Linked DNA regions of Homo sapiens: region 2 is linked to region 1. A link is a loop called in an ENCODE intact Hi-C map of the cell type or tissue named here. Cell type or tissue: spleen. All regions are shown on one strand. Links, peaks and the distances in the headings refer to the core of each region. The heading gives the core; the rest is flanking DNA. Region 1 holds the start of LOC107984409 (a long non-coding RNA gene). Region 2 overlaps FLI1 (Fli-1 proto-oncogene, ETS transcription factor).

Evidence for each region. A loop is a pair of places that touch in the nucleus more often than their neighbours do. Peaks named below come from ENCODE experiments on the same cell type or tissue, not always from the same donor. Only the 100,000 strongest peaks of a DNase experiment are listed, where the experiment ranks them.
Region 2: a loop joins it to region 1, with 2.2 times the contacts of the local background. A loop is called at or near these places in 3 of 110 quality-filtered maps.

The regions. Positions count from the first base shown.
Region 1 is chr11:128,854,339-128,865,046 of GRCh38, reverse strand. All of the region lies in intron 1 of KCNJ1 (potassium inwardly rectifying channel subfamily J member 1), which reads left to right. It overlaps LOC107984409 (a long non-coding RNA gene), which reads right to left and starts at 7,614. Exons shown (of 3, transcript XR_001748442.2): 1 at 7,557-7,614; 2 at 1,037-1,150. RefSeq lists a silencer at 4,879-5,173 and an enhancer at 5,074-5,333. In spleen, for the core only: CTCF peaks have their summits at 4,805 and 5,004 (motif pointing right); a DNase peak (open chromatin) is centred at 5,056; H3K4me3 peaks cover 382 bases; H3K27ac peaks cover 1,634 bases.
Region 2 is chr11:128,771,242-128,781,949 of GRCh38, reverse strand. It overlaps FLI1 (Fli-1 proto-oncogene, ETS transcription factor), which reads right to left. Exons shown (of 9, transcript NM_002017.5): 4 at 8,965-9,168. Among named protein-coding and RNA genes, the nearest start is that of SENCR, 81 kb to the right of the region's middle. RefSeq lists an enhancer at 4,617-5,222. In spleen, for the core only: CTCF peaks have their summits at 4,970 and 5,172; a DNase peak (open chromatin) is centred at 5,667; H3K27ac peaks cover 4,000 bases.

The DNA of each region.
Region 1 (10,708 bases), core at 3,028-7,027:
TGGGTGGCCAGGGGAGGGGTGAGGGAAGCTGCAGGGTGCCACGATGAAGGACCTAGTATGTGATGCTGAGGAACTTGGGCAGTGTCCGGAAGGTGGTGAGAACCGGGGTAAGATCTTATTTACATTGTGGAAGAGTTGCTCTGCCTGCACAGTGCAAGGTGGACTAGAGTAGGGTAAGACCACGGCCGGGTAATCAGGGAGGAGATTACCAAGAGGGAGAAGACACAAAGTCTGGTGGCCAATCAGCTGCAGAGAGTGATGGGGACAGGCGAGGATGAAGTGGAGCTCTGAAACAGGAGCCAGAGACTCCCAAAGTCCGCAAAAAGAGCACACTTTGAATGGCACAGACCCTTTTCCTTCCACTCACCCTCCCACATTCAAGACTGTGATGACCTAGGCTCAAGCCAAAAGTATACAGAAAAGGGCCTAGGCTTTCCCAATCTGCTCTTTCTCCTGAAATATATATGGTTCAGGAATAGTATTAGTACTGCTGTGAAATAGCAAAAAGTGGTTGGCTCGATTATGTGGTTCAGAAATCATCATGAACAAGCAGGGTGTGCAGAAATTGGAAAAAGAAAACAACAAAAACAAACATCTTCAAAAAATGCTGAAGAAAAAAATTAGTGTAGAGACATATAAAAGATAGACCCCTAGAAAAGTCAACAATAGGCCTGGTGCAGTGGCTTACACCTGTAATCCCAGCACTTTTGGTGGCTGAGGCTCATCTGAGGTCAAGATTTCAAGACCAGCCTGGCCAACATGGAAAAACCTCATCTGTCTAAAAATTTGAAAATTAGCCAGGCATGGTGGCACACACCTGTAGTCCCAGCTTCTCAGGGGGCTGAGGCATGAGAATTGCTTGAACCCGGGAGGCGGAGGTTGCAGTGAGCTGAGATCGTGCCACTGCACTCCTCAAGCCTGGGTGATAGGGTGAGACTTTGTCTCAAAAAAAAAAAAAAAAAAAAAAAAAAAGAGAGAAAAAGAAAAAAGAAAAAGAAAAGTCAGTAATAAACCTTAAGGTCAAACCTTAAGTTACCTTAAGGTCAAAGGTTGTTCCTTCCTCCACGCAGGACGATTCTAAGCCATCCTTGCAGAAGATTGTGAAGGATGTGCAAAGTGTCAGCCTTTCTTGCCATTGCCTCGTCAGAATCTGTGAGCAAACGGAAAAAAGAACGATGCTCTTACACATGAAACTCCTGGATTCTTTTTAGAAAAATAGCAGAAAGAAACCAAAAATAGTGCAGAGAACAGGTCGCTTCAAAACTATTGAGGATCCAAAGATGTTCTGCCCTAAGGAGTTGCTTCTCAAAAACTGTTATTAAGGTCCTTAGCTGTCAAATATAAAACCCAACCCAAAAGCATTCCATTTAAAACCAGAGCATTGAAACACTAATTTTGAACAATCATTGTAAAGCCTCATCAAATCCAGCTCACTCATTGCAGAAATATGCAACTCAAAGGCCCTAGGAAAAATGTAAATCTGAATTTTCCCAGCACTGTTTTGGATGAATAATTTCCTCTCTCAGAAGAAGCCTGTTGTTACTTTTCAAAATTGGTTCCCCAGTATGCAACAGAGTCCATCTCTGCATGTGTGTATCTGCCCTGTGCTGTGTTCTGCCATTACCATGCTTTGTAAACTTTGCATTCTGGTTAGATGCGTGTGACTCACTGATGCTTCTAAGGGAAGATTCTTTTTGAATAATCCTTGAAATACAAGCCAGATTTTTCCATTTATTTAGAATTTCCCAATGTCCCTGCCCCTCCCTCTGCTCCAGTTGCACACACACCAGTGTTTCTTGGCTGGGATTCAGGAATTGTATTTATTGGGGTCTATCAGTGTGTCACCATATCCCCAGGGAACAGATTTAAATATGCAACCCAACACAATTGAAAGCAACAGGTTAATACTGTCTTTGCAGAGTTAAAACAGCCCAAGTTCTCTCAGGTGACTACCCGTAGGGGAAGTCTCATGGTTCGTTGCCCTTGATTAAATTCTCAGGAGCTTTCTGGCTTTATCCAGATCTACCATTTGTCCTTGAAGAGCTCAGCAGAACTCAGCAACTGTGAATAACTGTTGTGGGTCTTTTCACAGGAGAAGACTCTGTGAAGTGTGTGGCCCCTTGGAGTCCGAGTCCAGTGATGAGATATTCAGAGAGATAAGGGTAATCCCGGTCTCATGCTGGAAAGTGCATGTGACCATTTTGGGGATCAGGGTATTTGGATGCTGTTAAGGGAAGTGTTGGACTGCTGATGAATTATGCACAGAGTATGGGGAGCTTGAATCGGGTTCAGAGATAAGCCACAGGCATGGGCTAAGGTCACCTTAGACCTCTGGGAAGCCCCCGCTGTGCTGGCCTTAGTGAAGTGTGATGACACAGTCCCTATGCTGCAGAAGCTCTGGTCCCCGTGAGGGGATGAGTAGGGATGGCAGGTACAAGAGTGGCTGCATGACACATCAGCGAACTGGCAGAGCATGAGCACGTTCTAACCTACCAACCAGGCTCCCCGACCCAGTCTGCTTCTAGGGCAGCCCCGGGGGGGATGGAGGGGGCGGTAGGACACAGGGCTGTTTCCTCTCCCAATACTCCATCCCCTCAGAGGGAGTGGAGAAGGGGAGTCAGGAGACCCCCAGAGCGCTCCCCAGGACCAGGTCTGAGAGTCCTTTCCAACATGGGTCTCCTCACTCCTAGTCCTGCTTGAATCCATTGTGCATAAGAATTCACACCCAGCCTGGGCAATGCTCACCACTGAAGAGACAGGATGAGGTCTGCTGGGGACGGAGGCTGCCAGAGAGTGGAGAAAACCCCGTGCCGCACTCGGATTTTCTTCCCCTTATTACTGATACACCTGCTCCTTTGGCTGGGTGTTTCCCAGCCTGTGGAGTTTACAGATTTGGATTTCTACAAAGTTGCCCCTTAAGTATCTTGTGGCAGTGGGGAAAGGGGTGGAGAGACTGGGAGGATGGCACTGCAGCAAGATGAGCGGTGCGACCCAGGCACCCAGCGCACAGCAGGCAAATCCCTTCCCACGCGGATGACCACGGCCACTGGGACCTGAAGCTGGGAATAGGCAGCCACCGGAGAAGCGCGGCCGAGAGCTGGGGGCTGAAACTGCTTTCTCATCTATGAAGGGGCTGGTTTTCTCATCCTCACTGAAGGCCAGAGGAAATTAGACTTCAACCTCACCCGTTAGGATGTGGGTTGGAGATCAGGAAGAAGCTTGGGTTTTAGGGGTGTGGAGAGGCAGGAGTCCATTTCAGCGGGAAATGGACACAAACTTCTACAGACACGGAGCCTGCATCTATCTTTCTGGGAGGGGTTCCGGTGGCCGCTTACCGACAGGCAGGGCACGGGGCTGGTGTTTTTGGAAATCTTATCACAAGGCCCTCACTCCTGGGCTTGCACCAGGGAGGCGAGCCCCAGTTATCCCGCTCTGCAGTGGCTCCCAGGAGCAGGGGTATGTTTCTGACGACAGTCACCTCTGGCTATTGCTCTGATTCTGCCTTTCTTCAGGTTGCCTGGGTCTATCCCATAAATGAGCCTGTGATCACTGGGTACAAGCTCCCTTGCAGCTTCCTTTCTGTCTGAGGTCCCAGGGATACCCGCTAGCCCTGCTGCTCACATCTTGCCTCCTCACTCGGCATGTTTCTCTTTCTGTTCTAAATGTCCCAGCTCATGCCCCTCCATGGTACCATCCCCATTGACCCCAGCCCCACTAGGGCCCCCAATCCTGGGTCTCAGCTGCCAGTGAATGCTGCAGCCCTGCTTCAGTTGCTCAGTCAGCACCCCACGCAGAAAAGCGCCTCGGGCGGAAGCTGGCGGCACCAGAGTTTCTGTCTTTGCCTGCGTAGCCATGTGGGTTAGGGAGCCCCAGGGACGCCAACAGCCAGACCACAGGCGGGCTAATTTCCAAATGCTGACACAGTGAATGCCACCCATATTTCACCAGTGACTGGAGAGCAGATGCTGGGCATTCGTGGGCCCTGCTTGTGCCTGGGGATGGAGAGAAGGCAGGACACTTGAGGCAGATGCCAGTGCTGCCTCTGAGCTGTTGATGCTCCCTGCCCTGGAGTTCACAAAAATAATCCTCTACATGGTGCATAGAGTGTTTTTGTGTTTTTTGAAGTATTACAGGCAGGCCCCGGCGACATGATCTTCGTCTCCCAGATAGGGAAATTCTGAAAATCAGGAAAGGGGCTGGGCGTGCCCCTGTCACATAGCTGGTAATTGGAGCTGGGTCTCTGGCCTTCAGGGCACTTTCCTCTGTGGTCACACCTGGGTTTCAGAGCCACCTGGCCTCCACTTTTCTGAGCAGCTTCCTTCAGCATTTTCTTGTTTCCTCTGTGCTTGCATCCCGCCTGCCCCTTGGGGTCACCCTGTTTCCAGGCTATTGCGTCTCCAGGCCCCTTGGTCCAGCTGATGTGGGTTACAAGGCCCACCCGTGAGGTGGCAGTGGGCTAATTTTCAATAATCCAGTTGGTGACTGTTCTTCAGAGAGAATCTTCTGGAATCTCTGACTTAGTGACGGCACAGAGACTTCCTGAGTTCCTTAAGTCACGTCTTCCTTCCCTTAAGTCACTTCTTAAAAAAATCAATTCATTTCTACAAGAACTCATGTATGCATTTCACACAGTGAAACCTGTGCAGTGTCACGCACTTATATCAGACGGTCATTGCCTCTCTTTTACATTGTCAGTATGGAATTCTTCACGGGAAACCTGCCACAGTGTCCTGCCGGCCTGTCTAGTCAACAGTTCTTCATGTCTCACTGAAGTCCCTCTTGCCATAAATCCAAGTCATGTTTCTATAGTGTCGCTCATCCATCCGGATTCTCCCAAGCACTGCATCATTTAATCTGAACGATGGCCCTGGGAAGTAGATAGCATCATTGTCATCTGACAGATGAGAAATCCGAGGCCTGGCTCCTGCCCGGTCTGGGGCCAGACAGGTGTCCTTCCGGGCGCCCTTCTGAAATCAATGCCGACCTCTCTTGCGCAGTGCCCTCGGCAGGCGCCAGGGGGCGCTGCTGCTGCTGGTAAGCGGGAGGCCCGGCGGAGGCGAGTGTGGGCCTTGCCGCGCCTCCTCTCCCGCCTGCGCTTTGCTGCCCGCCGTCTGCAGCACCAGTGCCTACTTACGGGTACTTTTCAAGGTCACTTCTAGTTACTGTTTCTTTCTAAGTCCTTATCACAATCTATAATTACTCTGTTTATTTGGCTCCTTTTAATTTCCTGCCCAGCTCCCCCACTTCCCTGGGTCTTGAGAAGGCCGTACCCCAGTGCCCAGCACAGGCGGCTCCCACTACAGATGCCCTGAGAGACGCAGACGGGAGGGCTAGCCAGGAGAGGGCACGCAGGGAAGGGAGGTGAGGAGGGAGGGCCAGCCTTTCCCCCAGACCTTCCTTCCTTTTCCCTCCTGCCTTAGACATAGGAATTCACTCATCTTCTGGGCCAGATCTTTAGGGAACTTGGCGTGGAGACATCAGGTTAAGATCTGGGTTCTGTCCGGGAGCGGTGGCTCGGGGCTGTAATCCCAGCACTTTGGGAGGCTGAGGCAGGAGAATTGCTGGAGGCCAGGAGTTCAAGGCCAGCCTGGGTAACCTAGTGAGACCTCATCTCTACAATCAATACACTAGCCCGGAGTGGGGCACTTGCCTGTGGTCCCAGCTACTTGGGAGGCTGAGGCGGGAGGATCCCATGAGATGGGAGGTAGAGGCTGCAGTGAGCTATGATTGTGCCACTGCACTCCAGCCTGGGCAACAGAGCAAGACCCTGTCTCAAAAAGAGCTGCGTTCCTACCCCAGTTCTGCCTCATATGAGTTTTTAAAATTCTCTAAACCTCAGTTCCCTTCCTTGTCAAACAGAGAAAATTAGACCTACTTCATGGGGTCGCTGTGAGATTGAATGAAATAATTTCTGCCAAGCCCCTACCACAGTTGCTGGTATGTGACAGAGATTCAACAAGTGTCTGTTCCTTTTCCCCTGTGGGAATTCCATGCCTAGAAGGGACTAACCATTTAACCCCAATCCTGTAGAGTGAAATCAACCCCTTATGTGCCTTCAATCACATAAGAGGGGTGACCTGCCTGGTGGCATGGGGGTCTGGTAGCAAATACACTACCACCTTTCAGGTCTGTGCCAAAGTCACATGGGAAAGGATGAGTTTTAATGAGTTTCTTCCAATAATTAAACCCAAGGTAGACATATAGCTACCAACTGAGTCCTATAGTAGACTAAATTCTAACCTTCTAGCTCTGTGAACTTGGATCAATCACTTAGCCTCTCTGGTGTTTGATCTCCTCCTTTAGACACTGGGAATAGTAATGCTGTCTATGTCACAGAGTGACATAGACGCTCCGTAAACTACTGAGTTTACCCCTGGAGACCGCCTGGAACACAGTGAGATCTGTTAATGTCAGTGATTTCTGGTCCATGGATGAGAAGGAAAATTACCCCAACTGAACTAGTTTCAAGAAAACTTTATGGAACATTTATTATTGGCCAGTCTCTTTTATACATCTTGTCTTCCCTCACCTTCAAATAACTCTGAAAAGTATGTGCCCTTCCCATTTTTCATTCATTCCTCCATTCACTCCTTCAACAAACCCTAGCTGTTGCCACGGAGACACGTGCCATTTGAACAGTTGTTAATCGTCAATCAAATATGGTGGTGCAGAGTTGACATTTAACTGTTCTTGCCTGTTTTTCATGGTAGGGCTCACTGCTGTGTTGCGAACCTCCTTAAGGAGTGGATGTTTTTCTCTGGGCACTTCTGCTTGGTCTGTAGCATGCATTTCCTTGTCTCTTCATTCTTAGCTGCTCTTACTTGCCAGTGTTCTTTGCCTCCGCATCCCTTCTCATCCCTCCCCATCCCTCGCCATCCCTCGCCATCCCTCCCCAACCCTCGCCTTCCCTCACCATCCCTCCCCATCCTGCCCCATCCCTCCCCATCTCTCGCCATCGTGGAGCTTCTCGCATTCCCTTTGCCCACTCTATTTTATCTACATTTTCTTCAGTTTCTCCAAGCTCTTGCACAGGGTTTAGCTGCTCTTGCACTTTTTAAAACTTTTAAACCCTTTATTAAGCCAATAAATGCTAAAATTAGGTAGTTTTTAAAAATGTAAATAAATACCCAGAAACACATTTTTATGTATGTTTTCAGGCACAATATTGAGTTCAAAATACATGAGATCTATGTGCTATTACTCACTGTAGAAAATCTAAGCTTAACTTAAAAAGACAAGATGGGGACAATGCTCCCAGGTGCATCCTGAGCCATTGCACAGGCACTCGTCCTTGCCACCTGTCAGCATTGGCACTTATGAATCCACCATGTGCAGTGTCCACACCATCCCTGGATGTTTGCTTGGTCATTAGTTCAGTGAGCAAGTGAAAAACTAGCTCAGCTACAACTTAGAGAAAAAAATAGCTTCTCTCTCCCCTGGCCTTCTCTATTTGGAGAGAGCCCTGAGGCCCAGTGAGCAGTGTTGGGTATAACATAGGGATGCAGCTGACAGGTCCCTGCACTTGTGGCACTCCCAGCCCAGGGGAGGGCACTGACCTTGGTCAAGAAAGATTTTTAGAGTCTCTACTGTGGGTCCACATGCTGGGTATTCAGAGGAAGGCAAGACGGGCTGCTGTCCTGGAGGGTGTGTTCTGTAGAGGGGAGATCGACAATAAGTGAATGCATCACCAGCAGGGAAATAAACAACCAACCTGACAGCCACTCTTGATAAGAGATGGAAAGAAGCCAAGACAGGATGGAGTTCCCACTGGAGCAGTGGGTGCTACCTTAGATTGGATGCTAAAAGGCTCTCGAAGAAGGTGGTGATGGAGCTAGGTCCCTAGCGACATGGAGCAGCCAGACATGGGAAGGCCTAGAGCGGAGCAGCCCTGAAGGAGGAAGCAGCAGGTGCCGAAGCCCAGGGCAGGAGCTGCGCCGCACATTGCAGAGCAGAGGGGGTGGGAACATAGTGAGCTAGGTGACAGAGGGGATGACTTTGGGCTGTGGAGTGTGGCAGAGTCCTGGCTATATGGGGCCTTGAGGTCATCAGAACAGGGGGAAGCTGAGAAAGGTCTCAGCAAGGCAGCAGCATGATCCGATTTTCAGGACTCCTTCCTCACTCTGACGGTGTGGACTCTATTATGAGGAGAAAGAGGCGGTGGACAGATCAAGGAGCAGGCGAGTTTTGTAGCCCAACCAAGGAATTATGGTGGCCTGGCAAGCAGAGGAGATGAAGAGAAGAGGACAGACAGGTCCTGACTATATTGTGTAGAAAGAGCAGACAAGATTTGCTGATGGATTGCGTGTGAGGTGAGAGGAAGAAAAGAATTAAGGGTGAATCAAGGTTTTGCTTGACTCGGGGGTGGGTGTGCCATTGACAGGGCTGAGGATGATCTGAATTGAACAAAACCAACATGAAATCAGTTGTATTCAGTGCTAAGAAGGAAAAGAAGATGGTGCTAGGACATTTTTTTAGAGTAGGAATTTCAGTCCAAGATGCCTATGCCCAGATGTGCTGTCCCAGCGTACATCACATGTGGAGCTGCCCCTCCCCTGCTCCCTCTTCTGCGGTCCTCTCTCTGCCCTGCACTCTGAGGGTGCACATGCACCTCTCACCCCAGCCTGGTGGCCATGGTACCTGCAACCCTGGCCAAGAGCTTCCAGAGAAAGGATCACGCCAGGCATCCATCACCAAGCCCTGTGCCCTGGTTGCCTCCGGGTCTGGAAGGCTGGTCGTGCTAACCTCAGAGGAAATTCAGTTGGTCTGGCACAATTGCATCCTTCTCGTCTAACCTAATCTCATCATTCCATGGGCAATCTTTTTCTCTCTGATCCACAGCCTTTCACCACTTCATTAATTTGTCCCTAGCAGCCGGATAAACAGTCTTCTCCCTCTGGGCCTCATGTACACAAAGATGCTTCTGACAGGCCCCTTGAAAGCAGCTCAGAGCCTGCTGTCTTTTCCCGCCCGGAAGTTCTGGTGGGAGAACCTTCTTTAAGAGGCTCCAGGAGGGGATGAGGGGAGGGAGAAAGAAGACTTCCCAAGACCTGGCAAGAGCCCCGAGCAGGACTATGCATCCTTCCTGCATTTCCTCTGCAGCTCACACAGGCACAGTGGTACCGTCCTTGGGTCTGGCAGGTGAGAGCTGCCTGCCCAAATCCAGACCTGGGAGTTAAAACTGATTTCCCCAAGTGCCAACTCAGCCTTTGGCTGTCCCAGTCCTGATCTCTTCATCAGAGCCCCTCAGCCCTGCTAAACAAGGAAGGAGCCTGGCATTTATTGTGGCTTTCCCCATACCAGATCCTCTACTGGGCCTTCCCACACTTAATCCTATCTCAGCATTGGGAAACAGATTTCCTTATTTCCATGTTCATGGAGGAGAACGTTCAGGTTTAGAGAAGCCAAATAACTCACTCTGATAACAAGTGGAAGAGGTGACGTTTAAGCCCAGCTCTACACCGCCTTATAGCCTATCCCCTCACTATTTTCAAGGCACCTGTGGAGCCCCATCTTTGCTTTGCCAACCTCATTTGCTGCCTCTTTGCAATAATGTCTTCAATCTTAATGCTGATCACAGCTTGGACCTCACACCCTCTGGGTGCCAGGGAGCCAGCATTTTGGTTAGTACTAAGCCCAGTTGTCAATCTCATCACAATTCCTAGAGGGCTTCCTTCTATCCTCTTTTCTCCATCTGCTCCAGTGAAGCTCAGGGGACCTTGGCAAGGTGGGAAAGGTCAGGACTCAAATGATGTTGGGGAAAAAGAATAAACCCATCACTGAAAATGGGTACAATTATTGGAAATGTGGGAGGGTAAGAAAAGTGAATCAGGAAGACAGTATGTCCAAAACAACAAAAAAGAAAAGAAAAGGAAAGAAAAACCGTAAACAGCTCACAATGAGCTCCAGGGTTTTTACTGCTCCTTACGTTTCTTAGCAACTATTTTTTGTTTGTTTTCCAGGCTTAATCGATTACATTGAGAAATTAGCTCTGTAAAATCCCCAGGTGAGCTGCTGGGTCATGCACCAGTAAGCTGCAGAGCTGGAATTCAAGCCTGACTCCAGATACGTGTTTCAAGGCCAGAGACTCAGTGGGGAGCCTGCACGTGCGCTCCAGCTAGACCACCTTGTTTCTTTTCATAGGAGTTAGTACTCATAGCACACCAGGGGCTTCAGTTTCTTTCCCCAAACCCATCGTGCATCTATGATACTTAAGAAGATCTAGGTTTGGCCCTGCAGGTGTGTCATCAAACAGATCATTACGATTTGTGCTAATCCAGATTAGGATGTTGAGAGGTGGTGGTTGGGGACATTCTTTGTAGCTCTTGATAGTGGCCCTTATTCAGGAAGTACGCAAGGAACATCCAGCCCTGCCTTTGAGAAAGGGCCCAGCCTCTGGACATGCACAGTGGGAGGTTTCTGTCATTCTCCCGTGAGTCCTTGAATGTAGACTCAACACAACTCTGTGCCCTGTTGTCACCCAAGAAAGCAGCAAGGTCCCCATCCCAGTCACGTTCCATCCCTCTCTCTCCTTGGTGTATGTGGTGTGGGGTGGGGAGCAGAGGTAAGTAGTGGCACGGGGGAAATGTGGGGCAAGGCGGGGTTTTGAATGGGCCCGTGGGCCTCTGGCTTGTCTGCGAGGTCATGCTGAGTCTCTGGAGGGGCTGGCTCAAATGGGAATTGGAACATCCGCGCTGCTGACTCCAGGAAT
Region 2 (10,708 bases), core at 3,147-7,146, 83 kb after region 1:
CAAAACATAAACAGGTTATAACCAAAATGTTCTTCTGAGATCAAGAGTAGGAGATGACATGAGGAGGGAGTAGAAAGGGAAAGAGATGGGGAGAGGGGAAGAGGGACAGAGGACTCCTAGGAAGAAAGGAAAAGCGAATGGAATCCATTTGGTTGGAGACAATCATACAGGCCTGTAATAGCTTTATGGAGTGAAGAGACAGAATACTTTGGAATGAAATGCTCTCTGGGGAAACAAACACCACGCCCCCTAAGCTGCCATATTCATAGTTCTGAAGCGCTGTGGTCTGTGCCATAATCATGATAGGAACACAGCATTGAGAATCAGTAAACCCGGGTCTATTCCAGTTGTTATTAACTCACCATGTGACAGTTGGTGAGTGACTTGACATGTCTAGATTTTGATTTTTTTTCTTGAACTAGAGCAGAGGTTGGCAGATTTCTTCTATCAAAAGGAGATAGTAAATATTTTGGCTTCATAGGCTAACTACAATCTCTGTTGCACAGTCTTCTTAGTTTTTGTTTTGCTTTGTCCATGGGCCACTTTTGGCCAGATTTGGCCTGCAGCTTGTACTTTGCCATGGCCTGGAGGAGAAGCCAGTATCACTCCTTCCTGCTGTGGTATCTTCTGGGTTTATGTACATATGGGTCCTTTCACAGGTGAGGGTAAGGTACACAGGTATGTTACTGGTGGAGGGGGCAATGGGAGTTGGGAAGGAGGTGAGTGGTAGTATTCCAATAGGAACTTTTGCTTCCCTTCACCTATGTCTAAGAGCACGCACTGAACCTGAGGAGTCACGCGTTGAATTTTCTGTAATCTCAGAATGCTGATATCCAATCTTTTCAAATTAAACTTCAATTCATACCTCTTCTGTACCCAGCACTTTGAAAAAGCAATTTGTTGTTACATGTAAAACACATTCTCCCTTCTTTCCTAAAACTAGACTTTTTCCTTTGTTTAAAGTGAATTCAAGGTTGTATTTTGTGAAACTTAGGCATTTTTGCCATTCTCTTTGAGATTCTCCTAAGGAAATCTTAAAGAGCCCTTGAAACGAGGGCTGGGATCTGCTTTTATAAAACATACCATAAGCTCAACACATGTATTCGAGGCTAAGAAAATTCTTCTAAACAACCCTTTTCCCCGCTCCCTGTGGCCGAGTGGACTGGCTTGGGTGCCAGGGGTGGGAATGGGCTGTCAGACACACCCCTATTTTTAGTCTCCAGTCATGGAAGGGATGCCGAAATGGAGTTGCCGCCTCACCCAGCTGTGGGCGTTTGGTTGTGTGCCTCAGAGAAAATGTGTGCACTATCCAAGCCAGACGATGAGGAAGAGAATTTATTTATTTATTTTTTTTGAAACGGAGTTTCGCTCTTGTTGCCCAGGCTGGAGTGCAATGGCGCGATCTCAGTTCACTGCAACCTCCGCCTCGCAGATTCAAGTGATTCTCCTGCCTCAGCTTCCCCAGTAGCTGGGATTACAGGCATGTGCCACCATGCTCGGCTAATTTTGTATTTTTAGTAGAGACGGGGTTTCTCCATGTTGGTCAGGCTGGTCTCAGGTGATCTGCCTGCCTCGGCCTCCCAAAGTGCTGGGATTACCACCGCACCCGGCAGAGGAAGAGAATTTTATAAGAATTGTCCAATTGCCTAGAATATGACTGTTAGTTCTAGCTCTGCAGCAGCTCCAGATGAAAACAAGGAGGGGGATGACGGGGGTGGTATTGAGCCCGCTGTATGCCAAAGTGTGGCTATGTGGATGCCATTTTAGAAATGAGACAGTCACATGAATATAACATCCAAGAGCCAGCTACATTTGGTTATTCCATGTTCAAGAATACCAATGACAAAGTAAGGCTGGGACAAGTTCCTGTTAATAGTCACACACCAAAAAATGATGTTTTGGGCAAAGATGGACCACATATACGACAACGGTAATAGTGTATTTTTACTGTATCTTTTAAAAGTTAGATGCACAAATACTTGCCATTGTGCTACGGTTGTCTACTATATTCAGTACAATAACATGCTATACAGCTTAGTAAGCTAGGAGCCACAGGCTGTAGCATACAGCCTCAGTGTGTAGTAGGCTATGCTATGTGGGTTTGTGTAAGTACATTTTGTGGTATTCACATGAAGATGAACTATCCCCATCATGAAGCAAAGCACGACTGTATGTTTATTAAGCAAAGGAGACTTTAAAATTAGACCTGCCTCTTATCACTGACTAGCTTTGTGCCCTCCACTGATTTCCCTCATCTCTTTGAGCCAGCAGTTTCTCATCTGTAAAATGGGCTAACACCACTCAATGGCATTATGAAGATTAAATCAAATAATGCATGCAATGTGCTCAGAATGGACCTTGGCTCATAAGTGTTCCATAAATGCTAGCTATGATCGTTACTATTTTTACATCCTTTCTCCCACAGATGTCACAATTACATACAATAGTTCTCTTTATACATGCGTTTACTGAACATTCGTCCTGTCCTCTGATTAAAGTTATGAATGGGTTCTGCTGCAATAAGAAATAATCCGGCACGACTGGAAGGAAGTGAAGAAATGGAACCAAATGTTCGGAGGGAATACAAAAAAATCCCAGAAGTAGGACCAAGAATGCTTGCCTCTCCGTCCCTGACGTTCTCTCCCTCAGGCTGAAACCTCACTGCTGGAGCAAATAAAGAAAAATGATGGTCTCCGAGGAGCAAACTGCCTGAGTCATTAGTGCAGATGTAGCCGAAAGCACGAACCTTAGATAAACCACATTTATTAAATTTCCCCATTGGTGAAAGTTCTTCTTTGGGCACACATGAATTCCACAGGAAACTCCCAGAAAGCTGAGAGAAAGGGTCATTTGACCTCTCCAAAGCTTGCATGAAATGTATATTTCATGGCAACCTAGGAAAAGGATTTTGCCCTAAAGACTGTTCTTGGTTCAAGTTTCACTCCTAGAAGGAGAGGCTGCCTTCCCCAAGGAGGGGCTGGTTGGGGGCATCTGGCCTCTCTCCCAAGGGACCTAGATTCCCTCCTCTTCTCCGATTTCTACTTCATTAGTTCCCCAGGCTCTGTTTTCTTAAGGAACTTGTTCTGATGCAGGCAGGTCCTCCTGGAGTCTGGCCTCCCTCTCTGTGGCTTTGGACTGCTTTCTCCTGCCTTGAGGCTCTTTCTGGCCTGACCCTGCCACAGGCCTGTGCTGCTGAGCTCCCCCACCTTCCCGATGCCAGCACATCAGGGTAAACAGGCCATGATGAAGGTGGTGGTGGGGACGCAGTGCTCCCTGAACATGCACGGTGTGCCAGACGCTTTCCATCTATTTTCTCACTTAATCCTTGCATAAGCCATACAGAGCCAGCATTCCCTTATTCCTTTTTACAGATGAAAGGAGCAACACTCAGCGAAGTCATATCATTTTCCCAGGATCACACAGCCAGAGAGTGCAGAAGGCAGGAGCCCCATCGTGGTCTATTCACAAAACCTGTCCTCAATCTGGCAGATCCCACTGCCTCCAGGCTAAATCGTAGAAATAGGCAAAACTCACCTATGGGGCTGGGAAGCAGGGTGGTGGTTAGTTTTGTGGAGGAAGCGGTTGTGGGGTGGAGAGAGGGTACAGGGGGCTGAAATTCTACTCCTTGGCCCGGGAGGTGCTTATGGGAGTGGGTGGATTCACGTCACGATAATGTCTCACGTAGCGCACTTCATGATTTTTGCACTTCTCTCTGTGTTGTACTTCAGTTCAAACTGAAGTATAAGATTTGCCTACTTGGTTATTTGTAAGTTTCTGTATATGTGTTTGTATGTATATATTTGTATATGGGTGTGTATGCATATACATATATCTATTTATTGAGGGCATTTTTGCTCTAAAAAGCATAAAGTAGCTCCTGCTGAGAATAGAATGGCCTTCCCAAAGTGCAAGCATGGGGAAAAGATCATTTTCCATTCCATGTTTGAATCCATGTGCTGCTAGAGACAGTACCTGGATCTGAAAGGAGAGGGGAGTGAGCAGTGTGAGGCTTTGCAGGTGTGGGGTAGAACCCCAACAATCACGGTTTCTGCTGCTTCACATTCCCTCAACCTAACCTGCTTTTCATCGGGGACACCTGGGCCAGGGGGCGCAAGCGTCCCAGTGCCAAAGCCTTTGTCTCCTGCCTCGCTGTGACCATAGAATTCACCAGTGCCCCCTCACAGCCAGCCTATTGAATCCAGGTCTCTCTTTTCTCTGGGCTGCACTGCTATATCAACAGCTCTGGCTGAGTGTGCAGGAGCGGGAGGGTGCAAGGCTCTGGGATCTTTAAACAACAATCCTGGCTGACTACTGGGTCCAGGGAAACCTGGCCTTTTGTTCAGCTGGCATTCTGTTCTCCTTCACCAGTCAAACCCAGGCCTGGAAGTGATAAGATTGCACCAGCTTAATTGCCCAGACTCAAAACCTCTGCCCGACCATCTGAGGCTGCAGGTGGAAAGACCAGAAAATGCAAAATGTGTTTTCCATTAAAGTTTAAATTAAAAATGGGAATGAAGATAGACACCCTTTCCGTGGTCTCCCGGTCGCGCAGTTTCATTCTTTTGAGCAGCCACTGTTTGAAGACGCAGTTTCTTAGTGTTTTTTTTTCCAGGTCAGACCCAGATTGACATACAAAACGAACTTGTTTGTAAAACTTAAAAAAGGCTCTTTTTCTTTCTGCCTCCCCACCTCCCCCGGGGCCTCGGGGCTCCCAGCCTTGCGCAAACTCCCCCCAGCGGCCCTGAGCCTGAACTGCCAGCCCGGCGCCCTCCGTTTCTTCGAGGTCCTTCCCCGCCTTGGCCTGAGAAGGGACAAATCTCGTTCCCGCAGCAGCTGCTGCGAAGGCTCCTCTGCCACACGGGGTGTGTCCGGGAGAGATACTGGTGGGGCCGACAGTCAGGCCCAGAGAAGGACAAAGTTAGCGTGGTGATAGGTTTGGCTTAATCGGCCTCCTTCCAGGAGGCCACAGGAAAGTTTTTGGAAAGCATTTATCTCTTGGTACAAATGACAACAGAAAATGCTGTGGGGGAAGTGGCCGGGCTGCCCACGTGGAAGGCCGGGAGTGAGGCTGCCTTGCCTGTGTGGCGCAGGCTGGCTTGCTGTCTCCAGGGCCGGGGGAACGTCGGCAACGCGAGGCCAGGGACTGGGACTCCAGAGGCCCTAGTCTGAGATGCCAGGTGCTCTCAATCGGCTGGATGCCTTTGAACCAATTTCTGAAGCTGTCTGGGCCTCAGTGGGTTCAGCTTCAAAATGGGTACTGTAGATAGTTGTCCACAAGGGGGCAACCTTTTTTCCTCTGAAGACAGAGCCTCGGTCTATCGCCCAGGCCAGAGTGCGGTGGTGCGATCTCAGCTCACTGCAGCCTCCCCCTCCCGCATTCAAGCGACTCTCCTGCCTCAGCCTCCCAAGTAGCTAGGATTACAGGCGCCCACCACCACACCTGGCTCATTTTTGTATGTTTAGTAGAGACGGGGTTTCACCACGTTGGCCAGGCTGGTCTCCAACTTCTGGCCTCAGGTGATCCACCCGCCTTGGCCTCCCAAAGTGCTGGGATTGACAGGTGTAAACCCTGGAGTTTCCCAGGACTCATGGGAATTACCCCCAAGAACCGTGGCCACCCCAGCCATCACAGTCCTCCTTGCATTTCCTGTGGTGGTGGGGGGGAGGGGTGGGCGCCTGTGTGGCGTGTGACACAGCTCCTCTGGCACAGCTGACACGCCCAGGTGTGAAGAACAAGCACCTCCCTAGCATGCCTGGCCATCAGACAGGGTCTGTAGGGGCACAGGGAACTGCTATTTCTTCTCTACCCTGGAAAATACATTTGCATTTAAAATGTAAAAGTCTAGCTCCCCTCCCAAACCACCAGAATAAATAGTCAAGCACCTTTTGTGAAATGTAAATTTGATGCCAAAGCTTCTTATCCTATGAAGTTTTCCTTTTTCTAGACTTTCTATAAAGCCCAGAAAGATTAGATCAGAGAAGTGCCACCAACTTGGACTCTACTGACTTCCAACCAGCCACAGTCTCAGGTCCCCGATTCTGCTCTATCAACTTTCCTTCACCCTGCAGTACTTCCTCCACCGGAGTGAAGGATCTCAGCTATTTTCCATCCATCTCTTGCTAAAGTGGAAATATCTGAGCCCCACCTTCCTCTCCAATGAAAGGACAAGATGATAAAGCACAAAGAATCAGCACCCTCTCCCCTTGCCTTGACTCATCGCCTCAAACTCTCCACAAGCACTGGCCTTCCTCCTAAGCACAGAACATCCACTGGAAGTCAGTCTGGAAAAACAATAAAGTGTTTGAAGGCTTTAAAAGCGTTTAAAGTGCTGGTTGTCACGGGGGAGTTCCCAGCAATCCAGAGCAGAAACAGAGCAGACACGATCGCCAGCCCATGGCCTCCTGCAGGCGCTTAGCAGCCAGCCACCACCTCACACTAGAGGGTCCCCAAGGCTGGAACCCCAAGGTAGACACCAATTAAAAAGCAGCATGAATCTAAAAGCCTTTTGCCTGACAGTGGATCATTTTAAGTCTAGGTTCCTCAAAAGGATATTTCAATACCATGTTGGGGCAAGTTTTTTTTTTTTTTAATTTAACACGATTATTTTAATTTTTTGCTTTCGCAGGCAGACATGGTTTTTCTATCAGTGCACAGACCACTTTATAATGAGCTTTTCCACCCAACATTGTATCCTAAGCACTTCTCATGGTGTTTCCCAATAATCATTTCAATGGCAGAACAACTACTTCCCATCTTGTGGATGTACTACTGTTCGCCACCATCCTCCACTCTGGATATCTGCCCTGCATTTTCAAATGTCTTCAGTATACAAGCTGGATTCCACCTCCTCTCCACTCTGGAAATATGCTCCACTAATAAGTCCCTTTTGGGAAACCTAATATTTTTATTGATTTGGGGGCACTTTCTGTCTATAAATATTCTTAAAAAGAAAGAAGCAATTTGCTTTTTCTTGCCATGCTATACCCCCCAAAATGCCATCCTCTGCACCTCCACTTCAACCTTGTTATCTGCTCTTCTCCAATAGAAGGTCTCTCTACTGGCGACCAGTGACCACCTTCTCAGGCATTTGTCTCACTTCAGCATCTGTGTTCCCATTGTTCGGTGGCAGGAAGTACTAGGGGACCTTGGGCTGTTTATGGACTGGTTAGGGCCCCGGGGTCATATGGCATGAATGGGCTTTCCCCACATGGAGAGAATGCCTTGAACATTCTCCCAACAAGGGCATCCGCCGAAGAGTCTCGAAGCACTGGGCCCTTTAACTAACAGTTCAGAGCATGCTGTCTATGCTACTGTTGTCCTCTCTACTCCTGGCAAATGAAGGAAAGGGCTTAGGGTTCCTGCAAACTCCTGCTGGAATCAGGTTGCTTTGCTGGTCTCTCCTTCTCATGCTAACCTCCACACACCCACCCTGGCCTGCCTAGATCACTGCAGGACTCTGTTCAAAGATCCTTATTTTTTAAAATTCCACAAACAGTTAAAAGCTGAAAATATGAATTAGAAAGTGCTAATTATCCAAAGCTCTGAAAAACTGGGTGGAAAATTGTCCCCTTTTTTGAAATTGTTTCTTGGGCTGACCTCATGTTGCAGCAAGACTCAGACATGAGGTAATTGCTCCGGAGCTAACAAATACTGCATCATCTACTTTCTCGCACTAGTTACCAGACGCCTCGGAAAGGTGACCAGAGAGCACAGAGGCACCAGTGGAAACTGCCAAAGCCAGTTTTTTGATTTTTCATTTCTCCAGCCAGCACGTGTTGCCCCTGCCCCATGAGGAACACTGTCGCTGAAGGGACAGTGGATTCCAAAGATGGGGAGTTAAAGGTCCACAGAACGATGGCGAGCAAACAGAGCTCACCAACCCAGAGCCAGCCAGTCCAGGAAAAGCAGGTCCCAGAGTTGCTGTCTAAGGATCTGAACTTGCGAAGGGGGCTTAAAATCATCAAGCCCCTGCCCAAAGCTAAACTCCTGCAAGACTCGCAGCTGCCTTGGCCATTCACAACAAATAGCATCTCAAGGCTGCCCTGTCTTTGCACAGGGCTGCTAGAATGCTCTTACGTAGTGTGAGCCCAAACCTGTGTTCCTGTGATCCTAGCACCATCTTTTCAGGCCCCAGGACAATCCTTCCATACTTAGGGGTAGCACTGATATTGATATACCACCTGGCCTGGATTCCCAGCAGGGCACTCAGGCTGAGGTTACCAGCAGGACTAAAATAATTCCATTCTTCTGCTCTGTGTATATTTCATATCAAATGAAATTCATATCAGACTGATGGGCGCTTGGTGCTAGAGTACCTCATACTAGATAAATCTCTTGGACAACTGCCTGCTTTCTTTCTTAAGCTCGCCCTTTCCAAAGCTCTTTTCCTTTTCTTGGCTGTACCAGAAGAAAGCCTCCAATGGATCCTAACACACCTGCACCTTTGGCTGCTCTTCCTTATCAAGGAAGTGTGCAGATAGCAGCCCTGTCAAATGGGGTTAGGGTGTGCCAGAGTATCCCAAGATTAAGAGGAAGCTAATATGTAAATTATTTTCAACACCTTAAATCCAAAAGCCTTGAATCTAGAGTTTCCTGGAGGAATTTTAAATAATCACTTAGGAAAACACCAGCCAGGGCACCACCCATCTCTATCTATTTTCAAATTGGAATAGTTTCTGGAAAGGCGGTCTCATGGGAAGAGTGTAACCAGCCTCTGCCAGACCCCTCCAGGTCACAGCTCTCTACTTTTCTCCATTTCTCGTCTTACTTCCTTTGACACTTCAGGATTGGGTCTGCCCCTCACAGGGTCTGTAGGAGCCCACGTGACCTTGGCAACACTACAGGCCCCACGATGCTGCTCCGGCGGCATCTGCCCAACACGAACGGGCAGCACTGACTTCCTCTCCCTGGGTTGGCTCCATGCCAAGCTTCCTCCCAGCCCTGGGTACTTGGGCGGCACTTACTTTCCCTGAGGTAACTGAGGTGTGACAACAGCACTTCCGTGTTGTAGAGGGTGGTGGCGCGGAGGAAGTCCTCCTTGTTCATTTTACACAGTTCCTTGCCATCCATGTTCTGGAAAAAGGATGTGTCGATCTCCATCAAGCTGTACTCCTTTATGGCCCACTCCAGCCATTGCCTCACATGCTCCTGTGTCCACAGTGTGGGGTCTGCAGAGGAGAAGACGTTGTTAGCAAGGACTGCAGGAAGGTAGAGGCTCCCTGAGAGCCTAGGCAGCCTCCCTCACCCCTTGTCCCTCTTTCTTTCCCTTCTCTTTCTCTCTGGGAGAGCTCCCTTCCACATGGTTCCCCTAGAACACTCATCAGGCTCCATGGCATCTGGCGCTGCCTGAACCACTTAGCACTCCAGGGAGGTGCTTAGCTGCCTCACTACGTATCCTGACAGAGCACTCTTTAAAGTTTTGGAGAGCAGTTGGAACCTTTGCCTGAGAAATGGTGGCATCAAAATGAAAATAAACACAATTTCACAGACCCCGGGACCAATGTCTCTGGAAACGGGAACCATCTGTATTTTAAGAATATTAATGATTTCATGAAAGAACACGGATCCCTCAGATGGCTGTAGAAAAGAAACAGAGAGACTTTTACTGCAATTCCATCTGTGCAGTTGAAAAACCCAGCGGTGTTAGTCTTGAACAGAAACCCAAACTAGATTTTTCTCCTTTTGAGCACAGCTGTGTAGAAATTTCTACCAGGGCATCCCCAAAACATATTTTAGATATTTAAATACCCAAAGATGAGAGATGACGTTGGGGAGAACATTTTAGCTCTTGAGTGAACACAGGTAAGGTAACCACTGAGGCCATCTCTATGGTAGGACACTCATACCTCCTCCTCCTTCTCAGTGTGTGTATGTGTGTGTGTGTGTGTGTGTGTGTGTGTGTGTGTGTGTGTGTGTGTGTGGTGGGGATGTTGCACTTTCAGCACAAGTGATGAGTTCCAGCAGGTTCCACAGTAGGCAGAACTCTTTTATCACTCATCACAGTCTGAAGCCCATCTCTTCACTTGGCAACCAATGGTTAGTGGGTCCAATAAACACCTTAAATATCCTTATCATAGAAGAAAATTACATGACGCTTGCCTTCAAGAAATACTCATTCCCATGAAACAGGTAGGCAAGCACACCACTACTAAGCAATGGACTGTGTGGCGGTGGTTCGAGGACTCATAAGTGGAAGGGAATAGTGAAAATTTGGAGAGTCAAGGAAGACTTCCTGGGGGAGGAGAGACTCGGCATTTTATTGTAAGTCGGCCATTAGCCTCCGGCTTCTAATGAGCCTGTTTGATTTAACATATTTATTAGGCAGGAATATCTGTGCTACCCCTCAAGCAACTCACCCTCTCATTCTACAGCGTCTGTGAAGGCTCCTGGCAAAGCAGGGAACCAGGATTGAATGACTAGGAGTGGATGTGGGGCAAGAAGCAAGGCTCACGCTTCACAGCTGGGCAGCCAGAGGCAAGTTTCCCAGCACTTTTACACAAGCATCCACCAACTGTCCTTGGACTCTCCATTCCACCTTGGTTTTTATGTGTGAGAATCTGGGTGGCAGGGCCCGAGTAGTCTGCTTTGTAAAGTGCCCAGGCCCTGCCCATGCACGAGAGTGGCTGCTGTGTTGTGCTGAAGGTGGAGGAGCTGGCAAAGGGGAGGAGTTAGGAGAGTTTGGGTTCACAGGTCACAGCCTGCTGCTGA